2 separate regions of the Homo sapiens genome follow, and region 1 is linked to region 2. The links are chromatin contacts, found by Hi-C or POLR2A ChIA-PET in ENCODE. All regions are on one chromosome and are shown on one strand. Each heading gives the region's core, a stretch centred on a gene start or an enhancer-like site at or near the end of the contact. The rest is flanking DNA. Distances are from core to core; before and after follow the strand shown.

Region 1 (2,700 bases), core at 72-2,571, 44 kb after region 2:
TCCAGCCTGGGTGACAGAGTGAGACCTTGTGTCAAAAAAAAAAAAATCCATTACCGGTGAGCAGTGCTCACATGGATGTCCTGCAGGCATTGATGTCTGGCAGAGAGCGGAAGAGCCTCCAATGTGCTTCCTGAGTGGGGCACAGCCAGGCAGGGCCAGAGCGTAGGAGTCTTCATAGGTGTGGTAGCTCAGGACCTCACCCCATCCTCCCCTCCGCAGGGCTCGGCGCCTTCCCCGCAGTTACCTTTCCGGGGGCTCTGGTGCCTGGTGGAGTGGCTGACGCTGCTGCAGCCTATAAAGCTGCTAAGGCTGGTGAGTGGTGCTCTTTGGGACATGCCACAAGCCCTCTGGCTTCCGTGGGGCCCTCCGCTTTGCAAAGAACCTTCCCTCAACTCAGGCTTGGGAGCCGGGTGGGTGGGATTGTCAGTTGCAATCTACTGGGGCTCAGGGAGGCAGCTAGCTGTGCCCAGTCTGAAGGTGAGTTAGTAACGGGGCCAGACCTCAATGCTGGGCCCTCAGCATGCAGCCCCGGGCCCTTCTGCCTCCCCACTGTTCCTTACGCAATGCCTCACCTGTCCTGGCTCTGCAGGCGCTGGGCTTGGTGGTGTCCCAGGAGTTGGTGGCTTAGGAGTGTCTGCAGGTACGATGGCTATCCCCGAACTCCCTGGGTCAAAGTTGCAGGCCTGGGTGGAGCCAACTCTGATGCAGCCCCTTCTGTGCCAGGTGCGGTGGTTCCTCAGCCTGGAGCCGGAGTGAAGCCTGGGAAAGTGCCGGGTCAGTGCGGAATCCCTGGGGCTGGAGGACAGAGGGCAGGGAGGGGCAGAGGGCAGGGAGGAACAGAGCCCTCTCCATGCCACTGCACTTGGGGAGGAAGGGCAGGGCCTGGCTTCAGTCGGGCAGAGAAACTAGCCAGGCTGGTGCCTGCGTCTGTGAAATGGGGAGGAGGGGCCTGGCCCACTTCCCGGGCCCTTCTCCCGGGATCTTGGGGTAGAAAGAGACGGGCTCTGTGGCAGGCTGTCGGGCGACAGATGGGGAAACTGAGGCTCAAAGAGGCGAGTCAGTGTGGAAGGGCCTGCAGCGAGTCCCGGCAGAGCTGGGGGAGCCCCGTGTCCTCTGACTCCCCATCTGGTACTCGTTCTGCCCCACCAAGCCCTTTAGGAAGTGACTTCAGGTTAAACAAAAGACTGCCTGAGTCTACGCAGCAGGGAGGGACATCTGGAAGCTGTTAGCCAGAGGTGGGCTGGCCCAGCCATGTAAACAGGCTCCAGGAGACGGAGATAAATCCACACACCGAAGAGTTTGCAGATGACTTCCGAAACTCGTGGGAGGAGGGTTGTGGCCACCCCACGTCTGTCCCTGGCTGCCCCTGTCGGGCACAGAGGCTGTGGGTTTGAGGGCCTTGGAGCTGCCTGGGTGGGAAGGGCTGGGGAGGGGTCCCTGGAGGCTGAGCTGCTGCTAGTAACTTTGCTTTCTTTTGGCCACAGGTGTGGGGCTGCCAGGTGTATACCCAGGTGGCGTGCTCCCAGGTGAGAGCAAGGAGGGAAACAGGGACTCTATAGGAAGAAAGCAGCCAGGACGCAGTGGCTCATGCCTATAATCCCATTGCTTTGGGAGACTGAGGCAGGAGGATGGCTTGAGGCCAGGAGTTTGAGACCAGCCTGGGCATCATAGTAAGGCCCTCGTCTCTACAAAAAAATTTAGCCAGGCATGGTGGTGTGCACCTGTAGTCCCAGCTACTCGGGAGGCTGAGGTGGGAGGATTGCTTGAGCCCAGAAGGTCCAGGCTGCAGTGAGCTACGATGGTGCCACTGCACAGCAGCCTGGGTGACAGAGCAAGACCCTGTCTCAAAACAAAGAAAAAGAAAAAGGAAAAGAAAAGCAGCCCCCTCAGCCTCCCTAGTACCCCCCTCGCCTCCCCGAAAAGCAGAGGCCACCAGAAGCCCTGGGTCCTGACCTGAGCCATTTCCCCAAACTCCAAAGCTCAGGCTAACAGACATAAGGTCCCTGGCAGTCCGTCCATCCCCTGAAGGTCAACCAGCCTTCCTGCACCCCACCCAAGCCCTGATCCCAGGCACAGACCATCATCACAGCCCGAGGCGGGCCCCCGAGGACAGATCCCAGTGTGACCAGCTATTTCCCAAAAGCTGTGAGTCACCAAGGGGCCACCCAATGAGTCTGCCCTGCAGGAGACCCTAAAGAGCTGCCCCTCACCCTCCTTTCCCCTGCCAGGGCCTGACCACCCCACCCAACATGTGACCTCCTGAATTCCCCCAAAAGCCCAGATTTAGGCTGTTATGTGGGATTTGCTGATGGAGTGGCCCTTCCTCCCTCTCTCCCCCACTACGCTGAAAGCCAAGGCTGCCCAGCCCCAGGGGAGACAGGAGAGGTGGAAGACGCTGGCATGGTCCCAGCTGTAGCTGGATGGCTGCTTTGGGGGTCTGGGTTGTGAGCGAGAGCCCCAGAGAGCATGGGCCTCCCTGGTCTACGGGCGAGTGGCACCGCGCAGCAGCTGTCCCTCTCTTTACCTTTTCTGCGGAGGGTGGTCGAGACGGCTTTTGTGATTAACTCCAGCATAGAGATGAGGCTGACTGAGGCACCAGCTCACATGGCTGGGAAATAGGATTAAAACTCAGATCTTCTGACCTTGAGCCAGACAGGGAAGGAAAGTCAGCACTAAACAGGTCCTTTCTCCACCCACCCC
Region 2 (2,700 bases), core at 118-2,617:
AAGCATGGGTGGGGTCACCCTTTGGCAGAAGTGGCCTCTCATCCACAGGGAGATGGCCATAGACTTGGACATTTGGAGACACAAGGGTAAGGACAGTCCCCTAGAGCTAGCCTGAGGCTGAGGACAAAAGGTCAGAAATTCTCAGACAGCGCTGGGCGCGGTGGCTCACACCTATAATCCCAGCACTTTGGGAGGCTGAGGAGGGCAGATCACTTAAGGTCAGGAACTCGAGACCAGCCTGGCCAACATGGTGAAACCCCATCTCTACTAAAAATGCAAAAAAAATTAGCTGGGCGTGGTGGCGCACGCTTGTAAATTACCCCTGCTACTCAGGAGGCTGAGGTGGGAGAATCGTCTCTTGAACCCGGGAGGCAGAGTTTGCAGTAAGCCAAGTTCGCACCATTGCACTCCAGCCTGGGTGACAGAGCGAGGCTCTGTCTCAAAAAAAAAAAAGTTCTCAGACAGTGAAGGGGGTATGGAGGATTGCTGTGCAAGAGCTCAAACAGAGGGAAGCCCAAAACCAGCTGGGGTCTGGGCCACAAGTCATCATGAGCCGGGCTCAGAGGACACGGTAGACCTGGAGCCAGGTCTCAGTCTGGAGTTGGAGTTAAGACGTAGGCCAGGTGTGGTGGCTCGCGCCTGTAATCCCAGCACTTTGGGAAGCTGAGGCGGGTGGATCACTTGAGGCCAGGAGTTTGAGACCAGTCTGGCCAACATGGTGAAGCCTGTCTCTACTAAAAATACAAAAATTAGCCAGGCAAGGTGGCTGGCACCTGTAATCCCAGCTGCTCGGGAGGCTGAGGCAGGAGAATTGCTTGAACCTGGGAGGTGGAGGTTGCAGTGAGCTGAGATGGCACCACTGCACTCCAGCCTGGGTGACAGAGCAAGACTTCATCTCAAAAAAAAAAAAAAAAGACTCAATCTGGGATCAGAGAGGGCTCTGCCCAGAGTCAGGAGCAGATGGTGAAGGCAAGGCCAGAGCCCCCCACCCCTGAGGTCCATCCTGAGCTCAGGGTCCAATCCCTGGTGGTCCTGAGGTTGAAGATAAGCTCCCTGAGCTGCTCACCCTTCGGGTGGCCGACCTGGCCCAGCTTCTGTCCAGGAACCTCCTCAGCCCCGATCCCAAGGGGAAATGCCAGCCCAGACCCCACTCTTCCTTTAGGCCAGGAGGGCCCCCCAAAACCCAGGCCCACCCTCCCCAGCAGCCGGGCCACGAGCCGAGTCCCGCCCTACCCAGTCCAGGGTGAGAATTCCGGCCACACGCCCCTGTGATGTGGTCACGTTGGAAAAATGTTAATCAAATATTCTCCTCCGTGTTTCTTTTCTTTCCCAGGCTGAATTCCTAGAAGACAGGAATTTATGGTGTGAGAGCTCCAGTCCCCGCAGACCCACTGCCAAGGTCAACAGCACGAGGCGGGCATCCCTGCCAAGTGGGGAGTGGAGTCGTGGCTTTAGGAGTTGGTTGCAAGGAAAAACCAAAGTACGTGCATTAAAAAAGAAAAAAAAAAAAAAGAAATCCCTTCTCTCCCTCAAGTTCCCAAACTGGGGCTTAAACAAGGTCTCCCAGCATGGCCCGGGCAGGCCTCTGGTCTGGGAACAGAGTCTCCCTTGGAGATAGGGCCTGCGACGCTGTCACGGGGGCGTCCCTCGGGTCCCTGGAGGGTCTGGAAGTTGCTCCTTCTCTCAGACCAAAGCTCAGCAGCTCAGCCTCACGGGGCGGCGGGTGGGGGGGGGCGGGGGCGGGGGCAGGATCTCCGTGGTGACCCCACCTCTCTGGCCAACCCAGGGCAGTTGACATGAACACAACACATATCATCCTGGGCCCTGTCACCAAGCCCCCTGAGGTGGGAGCCTGCTTCATCTCATCTCGCCTCTGCCATCTTGGTTCTGGGGTCTTGACTCTCCAGAGAGCAAGCTCCTCGCAGACTCGGGCACCAAGGTCTCTGGCAGCAGAGAGACTGGGGATGCTGCCTGTAGTAGCGGAGGGGAGGTGAGGAGGGGGCTGGAGACCACCCAGACTCAAACCCAGATGACCCGATGCTGGGAAGATAGCCTTGGCCCCAGCCCCGAGCCCCGCAGGTGTAACTGAGCATCCACGTGTCACCCATCTGCCTGACACGTGCTGAGTTCCACTGTGTCCCGGGCACCTGGAAAAAGGGGAAACCAAGGCAGAGGAGGCCTCACCGCCAAGTGGGGCATGGAGGAAAGACTGATGAAAAAATGGAGGTGACTGTCACATGAGAACCAGGGGGCTGGAGGGACTGTGGGTCCCCGGAGGAGAGAGCGGCCGCCCTGGGGCTGCAGGGGAGGACGCTGGTTTGAGAAAGCTTTCTGAAGGGAGTTGCACCCTGAGAGGGGCCAGAGTTCACCAGGCGGACACGCAGTGGGAGAGGGGGCTTGCTTGGAAGGAACATTCCAGCTGAGGCCAAAGCATGTGCAAAGGCCCAGAATGTTTATACCTTGGTAAGACTTTTCATATAAATAAGTTCTCAAATCCAAAAAACAAAACGGCCTCTGGCAAGCCACATGTCTGGGTTTCTTGCTTGGAAAAGGAAGCCCTGCCCTGCCCCAAGCCTGGGACCACGAGAAAGTGGGGCCTGACACTTCTCAGGTCCCTGCCCCCTTCCCTGGCAGCCACACAGACAGCACCACACCGTGCACCCCCCAAGAGAGTCCTCAAGCCCTGTTCTGTCTGTCCCC

What was found. A loop is a pair of places that touch in the nucleus more often than their neighbours do. ChIA-PET counts read pairs that join two places held with the same protein, here RNA polymerase II (POLR2A).
Region 1: a map of transverse colon shows a loop between it and region 2 (23-fold over the local background). The contact joins two enhancer-like sites. A Hi-C loop is called at or near these places in 3 of 168 maps with a recorded cell type or tissue (left cardiac atrium, right cardiac atrium and transverse colon). POLR2A ChIA-PET finds 5 or more read pairs at or near these places in 6 of 52 experiments (A549, A673, AG04450 and 3 more).

Annotation. Positions count from the first base shown.
Region 1 is chr7:74,042,395-74,045,094 of GRCh38, forward strand. It overlaps ELN (elastin), which reads left to right. Exons shown (of 33, transcript NM_000501.4): 6 at 220-312; 7 at 590-640; 8 at 724-774; 9 at 1,485-1,526. Among named protein-coding and RNA genes, the nearest start is that of ELN, 16 kb to the left of the region's middle. Within about 2 kb of position 1,322, at least 9 of the 41 ENCODE cell types and tissues checked have a DNase peak (open chromatin) inside an H3K27ac peak, as active enhancers do.
Region 2 is chr7:73,998,569-74,001,268 of GRCh38, forward strand. No RefSeq gene overlaps it. Among named protein-coding and RNA genes, the nearest start is that of ELN, 28 kb to the right of the region's middle. RefSeq lists an enhancer at 1,684-2,184. Within about 2 kb of position 1,368, at least 8 of the 41 ENCODE cell types and tissues checked have a DNase peak (open chromatin) inside an H3K27ac peak, as active enhancers do.